2 separate regions of the Homo sapiens genome follow, and region 1 is linked to region 2. Evidence: chromatin contacts called from ENCODE Hi-C or POLR2A ChIA-PET data. All regions are on one chromosome and are shown on one strand. Each heading gives the region's core, a stretch centred on a gene start or an enhancer-like site at or near the end of the contact. The rest is flanking DNA. Distances are from core to core; before and after follow the strand shown. Region 1 has its middle 50 kb from the start of FREM1. Region 2 holds the start of FREM1 (FRAS1 related extracellular matrix 1).

Region 1 (5,586 bases), core at 3,087-5,586, 52 kb after region 2:
CATCACTTGGGGGATGGTGGAGGATAGGAGGATTAGATAGATATCAAGGTGATCAGATAGGGAGGACAGGGTGGAGGGGTTCTTAATAAACTGGCATGGAAGGGGTTTTGCTAAAATTGGACTTTATAATTACAGAGATGGGTTCAAACAAAGGTTCAGGAGCCGGATTAAAGTTTGGTCAAGCACATAATCTTTTCCACACTCTCTTCTTTTTTTTTCTTCGCATCTCTCAGATTCTTTGTCACTCTCAATTGCTGGCCCCACCTCTTCCACCCAAACTGTGGGAGTGGCTCAGGACTCAGTCCTACGCCTACTCCTTTTCTTACACTACCCTGTGCATAGAGAATTCCATCTAATCCCATAATTTTAAATAAATATGCCAATGCCTCCAAAAGTTCTATCTCCAGTCCTGATCCTCTGGGCTCCAGAACAATCTACAACTGCCCATTTAACATTTCCACGACTATATCTGAGAGATATCTCAAACTTTAGATGTCCATAACAGAACTCTTAATTTTCCAAGTCTTCCCCCAATGTTCACCCAACCAAGCCACTCCCCAGCCTTTCCTCAGATGCTACGGCCTCTCCCCAGTTTCTCAAGCCTGAAGTCTGAATCATTCTTGACGCCCTTCTTTTCCTACTCCCTACATCTAACTCAACTTCATATCGTGTTGATTTAAAATCCAAAACATATTTTAAAATCTGTCAACTTCTTTCCATCTTATATCTTGTAAATGGTCTCCTTGCACCCATTCCTGTCCCTTCTCATACATTTCCACACATCAGCCAGGTTATCTTTAAAAACCATCTGACTACATTAGTCCTCTGCTCATCCTTGTATTCCACATGGAATATTAATTCCTTACCACTACAGCCTTTCATGATGTGGTTCTATCTGCCTCTCTAACTTCCCTGTGGCTCCCTGCACTCTGGCTTCATGGGGTGCACTGCAGGAAAGCTAAGAACCACATTTCCCCCAATCCTCCTTGCAGCTAGAGACCAGCATGTGATTTAATTCTGCCAGTTAGAAGCACCTGTCTGAGACTTAGCTTTGGGCCTGAGTTTAGTAGGGGAAAGAGAGAGACAAGATGATGTGTACATTTTGTTGACCAGAATCAGTGTGGATCTGCAGTCATTGGCTTCCAGATTTGGTGGTTTGCTGCAGTATTAGCAGCTTTCCCAATCACAGAAGAAACAGTATGGTTCCAGGAAATGCTAAGAGCAGATTTTCTGGAAGCTCTGCCTACACTCTCAGCTTTAGGGTTTCCCCTCCTGCTCTTGCAATGGCTTAGTAAACCACTGAGTACCTGATAAATCTCTTCTTCCTGAAACTAGCTAAAATGGCTTCTATTTCTGCAATTGAACTCTAACAGATGAACTGACAGACTGAGTTATTTAACTGAACTAAGACTATGGTTTAGAAAGTAAAGTTTTTTGATCATTCTGCATGAATTTGAACCCCCATTCCAATACTTACACACTATATGACCTTAGATAAATTGCTTAATCTCTCCAGCTTCAGCTTTACTCATTTGTAGAATAGGAATAAAAATAGTATTTTGGCCCAGGCATAGTGGCCCACACCTGTAATTCCAGCACTTTGGGAGGCAGAGGTGGGATAATTGCTTGAGGCCAAGAGTTTTGAGACCAGCCTGGGCAACATAGTGAGACCCTATCTCTGCAAAATATTTAATTTTAAAAATTAACTGGGCATGGTGGTGTGCACCTGTATTCCTGGCTACTTGGGGTGCTGAGATGGAAAGATCACTTGAGCCCAGGACTTGGAGGCTGCAGTGAGCTATGATTGTACCATAGCACTCTAGCCTGGGTGACAGAATAAGACCCTGTTTCTAAAAAAGCATAACATTTACCCCAGAAAGTGTTTGAGGATTAAATGACATAATAATGGTAAAGCACTTAATATAGTATCTGGCATATAATAAGAGTTCACTAAATGTTAACTTTTATAATTACTATGATTAAGTATTATTATTTCCTTACCCTGGCCCTTGCAATTTGCTCTTCCTTATGCTGGGAGTGTTTTTCTGTCTGAACTACCCCAAGTTTACTCCTACTTATCCTTCAAGTTTCAGTTTATCTAGCACTTACCCAAAAATTACTTTCTTGGTCCATTTCAACTATACCACCCCCACTAGTTTTTTCTCATAATGGCGTTTTTCCCTCAGAGAACTCATGAAGATTTGCGATCATGTATTTTTTTGTATGTTCGTGTATCTACTGCTAATTCCCCCATGGAGCTACAAGTTTCAGGAAGAGGAGTCATGACTGCATGTGCCCCATCAGGTGCCAGCACCCAGCTTGACATTTTGCTCCATACGTAAAGGACCTCAGTAAATGCTTTTCAGATGAATGGCCCAGCCCTCCTGGTGGCAAATATAACAGAAATTGCTAATGATACAGAGAAATGCATCACCAACACATTCTAACATAAAGAACACAGGTTTTCTTTGCCATGAAACAGCCCAAAATAAACTCAAGGAACTATCTGTAAATATTCTTTATAATATTAAGCTACCTGTTGATAGTACTCTACAGTTTTCCAAGCCCTGTTACATGTATGTATGTATGTATGTATGTATGTATGTATGTATGTATGTATTTTGAGACAAGGTCTCACTCTGTTGCTCTGGCTGGAGTGCAGTAGTATGGTCACAGCTTACTGTAGCCTCAACCTCTTGGGTTCAGGTGATCCTCCCGCCTCAGCCACCCAAGTAGCTGAGACTACAGGCACATGCCACCACGCCTGGCTAATGTTTTTCATTTTCAGTAGAGACAAGGTCTTGCCACGTTTCCCAGGCTGAACTTGGCTCAAGCGGTCCTCTTGTCTCAGCCTCCCAAAGTGCTGAGATTACAGGTGTGAGCCACTGCACTTGGGCAGATATATTAATTCTTTTAATACTTATGACAAACCAATTACCTTTTGATTTCATCTTACAGAAAACGAAATGGAATCTCCAAAGGGTGTGAATCATGCCTAACATAACACAAATAGGAAGCAGCACATTTCATGAATCACCGACCCTGGCTTTGCCACTTTTTGCTGTGTGGCCTTGGGCAAATTGCTCAACTTCTCTGAGATGTTTTCCTCATCTGTGAAAAGGAAATAATAATAATACTTTTGTTGTGAAGATTAAAGATTATACGTAGAACATCTGAGATGTGCACTGGGTAAACAACAGAGAACCCAGATGTTATCATTATCATCATCATTGTTACATCGCTCAGTTTCACTCAGCAAGATGGCAAATCAGGTTTCTCTGAGGCAGGAGAATAGGATCTGGAGGCAGGGAACCTAAGGCCATTTCACACAGACTTCCTAGAACCAAATTGAAAGGAAAACCCTTACTTTCCATGCCTAAGTAATAAAAGGACAAGAGGCTACTCCCTTTGCAAACCCCCACCTTTGCTCCGCAGCAAATGGGAAATTGGCTGTCCACAACCAATCAGACTGACGGCAGGCCAACTCTTCGTTTGCATAGAAGTGCAGCTTTGTAACTTCACCTTACCCTGTGATTGATTGCTTTTTGCAGCCAATCAGATGTTTGCACAGGAGTGTGACCTTTGTAACTTTAATTCAGCCTCTCATTGGTTGCTTTGCACAACCAATCAGACTGACTGCGGGCCACCACTTCATCTACATGAGGTGACCACCAAGGGGCCAATGGGAAACCTGTAGAGGGTGTTTGAAGCCGAGAAGATGCTGTATCTTGGACCTTGAGCCACTGCTCAGGCCTTCTGCCACACTGTGGAGTGTACTTTCATTTTCAGTAAGTCCCTGCTTTCTTCTTTCATTGCTTCCTTCTTCCTTTGCTTTGCTGGGTGTTTTGTCCAATTCTTTGTTCAAAACACTAAGAACCTGGACAACTCGCAGTCAAGATCCTCTAATGGTAACATCTCCACAAGATCTTTAGATTCTAGACCATTGAAACCTTAGAATGACATGCATCCTTCACTTTGTTAACTGACAGAGTTAGTCCCCACATATCCAGCACAGATACACAAATCAGCTTGTTTCATCTCTGCAATTCGATTTTCACTCCTTGATTGTAGGGACTAGAAAGCCTCATTTTTCTAGGGTGCTTTGGATGTAGGTTTTGATTATTTATCAATGAATGAGTAATAAACAAGAAAAAAAATTGCTATGGACAGGAAGTCCAAAGAGCTTCAAAAAACCAGTCCTATTTCAGAAAGATTTCCATAAGGGAGATGATCCAAATCAGAGCCAAAGGTCCTGGGCCCCACGCTCAGAACTTTTTAAGCCTTAGGCCAGAAGAACCAAATAGTCCTGTGTTCTGTTTCTGGGGAGAAATCAACTCTCTGATGAGTACACTGTTAGGCAGAGTGCCACAAACAACAATTGCGGTTTTTGCTGTCACTCAGACTGACCTGGTTAAACCATTATGGAGCAGGTATGACTAGCACAGGGAACTCAGTGAAGAGAGGACAGGTGGCAAAAATTAGGAGACCAGGTAATAGGAGTGAATCCAGAGGTTCCCATTTTCAGCATCCTCTAGATACCATCTGCTATAACCACAAATAAATTGTACACAACAAATGCTTTCAAAGGGATTATGAGTGTTCCCGGTTCCTCCCCCAGGACTATGACTTCAACATCTTGAATATCCATATTAATAAGGATCCCTGGTTTTAATTCTACAAGATTGACCACAATATTTCCTGTTTGCAGCTCAGCTGAACACAATGGATGGGATTCAGAACTCCTACTCCCCCACGATACCATGTCTCAGGGCTTGAAGGGGCTTCCCATTGAGGTCCCAGGCCATTGTGTTTCCACACTGACAAGTGAAAACCCCTTCACAGTAGAAAGACTACTCAGAAATGGTGGAAGGCAGGGAATTTGTCACCTACATTATGACCTTAAACCAATCTCTGCTGTATTGCTTCAGAATTTCATATCTTAATCACAAAAATGCCAGCTTCTATGCTGCGAAATCAGTTAATGACTTAACATAAAAACAGCCTTACATTTTGCCAAGCACTATGCTAGATTTCAAGGAAATTAACTCCTTAATCTTTATCACAACCAAGTGAAGTAGGTACTATAATTATCTCTATTTTACAGATGACAAAATAGAGGCTTAGAAAAGTTAAGTAACTTTTTGGAGGTCACACAGCTAGTTAGCAACAGAAAGAATACTCAAACTCAGGTCAATCTGACCTCAAAACTATCCTTAGTAGATTTCTATACAAGGTTCTCTCATTTCCCTAGGCCACACTGGGGAGGGTCTGCAGCTTCACTCCTGAAGCCAGCGAGACCAGAGACCCATCGGTAGGAATGAACAACTCAGGACACACCACCTTTAAGAACTGTAACACTCACTGCGAAGGTCTGCAGCTTCACTCCTGGAGCCAGCAAGACCACAAATCCACCGGGAGGAAGGAACAACTCAGGATGCACCACCTTTAAGAGCTGTAACAATCACGGCAAAGGTCTGTGGCTTCACTCCTGAGGCCAGCAAGACCATGAACTCACCAGAAGGAAGAAACTCCGGACACATCTGAACATCTGAAGGAACAACCTCCAGACACACCATCTTTAAGAAC
Region 2 (5,066 bases), core at 576-3,075:
CCAGCCAAGCATGCAAAACCATGTTGCACATTAAGTTATGCTCAACAACAGCTCAAACTCAGGTTTCTTATTTAGATATAAGGTTTAATATTAACCAAGTACATGACAAGAATTTCATGTCAAGGACAATGTAGAGCAATGTTTACCCAAGTGTGACCCACCTGCTTCAGAATCACCTGGGAAGATTCCTGGCACCACTCCAGGTCTAAAATCCTTTGGGCCTGGGAACTGAGAACCTGCCTTTCACCAAGCAAATGGGGGTTCTTACACACAGTCAGTTTTGAGAATGCCTGATGGAGAGAAACAGCAAAGTTTCCTAGAGCTGCACTGAAGGCACCTTTATCAAATGTAAGCAGGGGGCTGAGGCACAGCTCTTCAAGCTTTACCTAGAGTCAGGAACAGCGGGTGTCAGTTTTCCAGAGCAGAAACCTGAAGAGCATTCGAATCACTAGCTCTGTTCTGTGAAGCAGCACCACAGAGGTTAATCTCTCCAGTAAGATTCCCAGGCTATAAACACCAATTGGCTCCCAGAAATGCTCTTTTTAAGCTTTGTAATGCACACCAAGCAACAAGACTGGGTGCAATAGTTTAAAAAAAAATCAGAAACTAAAATTAAATACCTTAAAAACAATAAACAATTTCCATAAGCCAAAAATTGTTTCCTGGATTTCAAAATAAAATGAAAAGAAACTCTTTACAACAGCACCAAAGTCTCTGGACCAAATCTCAGTACTGAGCAGAGAGAGCCTAAAAATCAGTCCAAAAACTTCAGAACAAGGCCATTTCTTTGCCTCCCCAGCACTATCTCTCTTCCCCACAATGAAACAGAAATCATGTTTTTGAAAATATGTCTCCAAATATAACTAAACTTAAGCAAAGGTATCCAGACATTATCTCATCCAAATTTCTCTATGTTTGTACCATGAGGATATTATCTGTTCTGTTCATTTTTGTGTCTTTTCCCTTTGCCATTTCATTTAGCTGAGAAGAAACATTCTAATTTCAGAGGAAACAATTACACAGTTAAAAAATGGTTATTTCATTGGCAAGTGCCAGCACGGATGGACTGAGAAGAGTTAGAAATTTGTGTCACGTAATAAAAAGAATCTCAGTTTTGGCATTTGGTTTGTTAACACTGCAAGTTGCCATCTTCTGAGTTAACAGGAGAGTTAAACTTTTGCAAGCCTACTCTTGCAGATGCTTTGCATTGTTACTTGGCATTAATGATATCACACAAACAATCTCTGGGGCATTCTGCTAACAGAACATTCACAGTCACAATGAAAAGAAACACATAAAACAGATACTTACAGGTAGTGGTTTTCCTTTCCAAGACAAAAAGTTAGAAACCCTTGGAACTGGCGGGCAGGATAAGAGTCACTGACACAGCAATCTGGTTTAAAGGGCTTTGAGAGGAAGGGGGAGGAAAAAGAACCCCGGGAAGGAAGAGAGCTGAAATTCCAGTCTTTCAGGTCAGCTGTGTTTGAGATTTCTTTTTACTAAAAATCCATTAACCCACCTCACAGAAAATACAGAATTGAAGTTCACATACACACTCCACTTTCTTTGCTGGTCTTCTCCAAGGCAGCTGCTGCAGCTTTGCAAACTTCCTGAGCGCCAAGCCTCAGGACTCCCTGTGAGAAGGGCATGATAAAGATGCCTTCTACTGTTTACACAGAGCCCGACCTCCCTGGCGGACAGCCACCGCTAGCCCCGTGCCTTCTGCTGGTTGGGTCCGCAGGGACAAAACTGAGCTTTTGTTAATGAGGTCGGTTGCCTCTTCCCAGTCTCTTCCCAGCTTCCTTTCTCACTACTAGTTTTGTACTAACTGCTCCGCCACTCGCCGAGCCAGAGCAGCCTCTCCCGCCTGCAGCACACAGGCACACACACACTCAGACACAGGCACACACACATTCACAAATGGGCACACAGTCACATACAGACACACCCACTCACAGAGGTACACACACAGGCACACATACAAACACGATAGACACACAATCACCACACACAGACACATACACAGGCAAATGCCTTCACATGCATGCACACATAGTGACCCACCCCACACATGTGCATGCATTCTCACGCATGCTCCACACACACACGGGGGCACACACATACGCACAGGCCGCACATGCCCACACCCACACATGTACATACTCACACAGACTCTTCCAACACACTTTTTTTCTGCCCTTCTTTTCTTCCAACACATTCCCATCTTCAAAGGTTTTTATTTAAATTTAGATGAGAAGCCCAGCATTCAGAAGGGACAGGGCCCGTTTTAACTTTTGTCATGGCATTTAAGGGAAAAGATAGGATGGAACTAGATCCTAAGGTGCTGTTTTTAAGTACCACCTTAGTTCTTCCATTTGTAAGGCTTTTTGTGTGTCTGGCTCTTTTCGAAAACCCATAAAAATCCCATTAATCTGATCCATTTGCATATAGTGCGTGATCCCAATAATGCAGATATATCACTGGCCAAGAACTGTCCTCTCAACAGAGATTCACATAGTTAACTTGTCAGTATTCAGTGGTCTGTGAAAGTCTTAATCCTTAACAACTGTTTAATAAAATGCTTTCCTGTATTTTATTCCCACCAGGAAAAAAAAAGATAATGGCCTACCATCTGGCCTTCTAAATTAACCATAAAGAGAGAATTTGAAGTATTAACTCACTTTGGGGGAACTGTTTATATTAAGACATGTCTGGCTATCCTAAACCTTTGCCAAAAATATAGAACACTGTGAATCCAATTCAACCTAGATGTGGTTTCCCGTAACAAGGTCACAACACCATATGCCTTTCTTTGGAAGCCATAAGGAAAAGAGAGAGGAAAATGAAAAAGGAGAAGAAAATTACATGAGGAAGGAAGAAAGAAAAGAGAAAAATGTAAAGAAGAAAAGAATGCATAAGAAGGGAGAAAAAAATTATGTATTTTAAAAACATGCTTTGTGGTTACTTTAGCAATGAATGGTGCATATACACTTACTCAAAGTCATCGGAGATTTCAAATCTTCAAGAATTTCTTGATTCATTTTATTTGCTCTGAGAATAAGTAGGTGAAAGTTAAGAATCACTAAGCTCTTTATAAGTGAACAGATATTATTTACTAAACACAGTTATTATTAAATAAATATAGTGACAATGTGTGAGTCATATATTAATCCTGAAAAGGCAAGAAATAAAGCCTTAATAATGACAGTTAAGAAACACAGCATAATAGACAATTTTATTCCCCAACTGATTTTCAAAATTGCCCAGGTTGTGAATATCTTACCTGCAAAGAAATGAAGATGGTTTTAGAAGCTGTTAGTTGAGACTCGGATTCCATTTGACAAAGGAATTGTATACTATGTACAAACGGTTGCATCAACATGCTTATTCTAACATCTAAATAAGGTTTATAGATTAGTCTAGAAACTAATAAGGTTTATAGATTAGTTTATAGATAGATTATAAAGTTTATAGATAGATTAAGAGCTAAATAAGGTTTACAGATTAGTCTAGAAACAGAGATAAATGTCTTTATATCACTTCTATGGGAAAAATAACTTAAGCATGCTAAGCAAAAAATAACAAACTTAGATTGTAAAGTATTTCAAAAAGTCCGCAGGAGATATAATCTTTCCAAAGTTAATTATATACATGAAGCTTGGCCTAACTGTGCTGAACATATTCTGAAATAGGCAGTTAAGAGTTAGATCAGTCAAAATGTCCTGAAATCTGAAGTACCTGTTTATACAAATGTCATTCCTTCTATCTGCCACAAATGAATAAGGGCCTGGAAATAATACAATTATCAACTTCAATCAATAAAATACTGTTTGAACAGATTGAAATGCCAAGCTAGGGAATTTAAAAAGAACTAGTCAAAGAAACAACAAAGAATTCTTCCCCTAAAAGCATGTGCTGCTGAACTTAGTGCTGGCACAAAATTCATTTTTAAAGAAATCATTTTACTTCTAGCCCTAGTTGGAGTGATAATGAAAAATATCAAATGTGTGTTGGAGATTGGCATATCATTTTGGATTGTAAATATGAATGATTTTTGTTGAATTGCTGTAGAATGTAGCATTCTCTGAAAGGCATAGCCAATGCCTTCACCAACAATTCATATAAAAAATTAGGAATGTGCCTATTAAATTTTGACGATGGCAGCAGACAGAAGTGTTATCTATTGCAACGTAAAGATAGTTTTCCACTGAGTCTCTAACACTAGATGGCCATGGGAAGCAATACTATGGCAAGAGAAGAGGATGAGTCCAGGAATAGAAAGGTTATACATACCACAATTGAAATAATAAACATGAAAACAAATAAATAAAGAAAAGCAATACAAACACCTCTGTGTACCAGAAAAGAGCAATAACACAGCCGATGAGAGGGTTTATAGGAAGAGCCTTGCTGACCTCAGACTTGGGAGCTGACAACGTGATTAGGGGTTATCAGGAAATAAAACCACCCCTGAGCAGGGCACAAGAGCAGCGTGCTCTGCTTGCCATGAGAGCGCTACCGGCCAATTTGACTGTCAACATGAATGCAAAATCCTAAATAACTAATTTACAAATCAAATTCAGCTCTGCTTTTTAAAAGACAACATGACCAATAGCGATGAATTTTTCTTTCAGGATTGCAAGGATGTTTCAAAATCAGAACATCTAGCAGTTTAATATATTAAAGAAGGAAAAAAGGCATGACTATCTTAATAAGTGCAGAAAAAAGACATTCAGTAAAATTTAATACTCATTCATTAAAAAACCAAAAACTGAAAACTATTAGCCAACTAGGTCTGGAAGGGAAGTTCCTAAATCCAATTAAAGACATCTTACTCCAATCTCCACAATTCAACATTGGATAGGAGATCCTAACCAACACAGTAAGTCAAGATAAAAAAATGAGGCATAAAAATTTAAAAGGAAAAATAAACCTTTCATTATTTGCAAAAGATAAGAGTCTCTGTACAAATATGCAAAAGAATTTACTGTTTGAACTATTCAAAGAGTTCAGCAAGTTTGTTGGACATAAGGTCAACATACAAAAATAGATGGCGTTCATATATA

The links. Hi-C counts contacts between places; a loop is a spot of excess contacts on that map. ChIA-PET counts read pairs that join two places held with the same protein, here RNA polymerase II (POLR2A).
Region 1: a map of left cardiac atrium shows a loop between it and region 2 (5-fold over the local background). The contact joins the enhancer-like site here to the promoter of FREM1 in region 2. A Hi-C loop is called at or near these places in 2 of 168 maps with a recorded cell type or tissue (HepG2 and left cardiac atrium). POLR2A ChIA-PET finds 5 or more read pairs at or near these places in 1 of 52 experiments (Caco-2).

The regions. Positions count from the first base shown.
Region 1 is chr9:14,958,020-14,963,605 of GRCh38, forward strand. No RefSeq gene overlaps it. Among named protein-coding and RNA genes, the nearest start is that of FREM1, 50 kb to the left of the region's middle. Within about 2 kb of position 4,337, at least 4 of the 41 ENCODE cell types and tissues checked have a DNase peak (open chromatin) inside an H3K27ac peak, as active enhancers do.
Region 2 is chr9:14,908,603-14,913,668 of GRCh38, forward strand. It overlaps FREM1 (FRAS1 related extracellular matrix 1), which reads right to left and starts at 1,826. Exons shown (of 37, transcript NM_001379081.2): 1 at 1,312-1,826. RefSeq lists an enhancer at 90-591.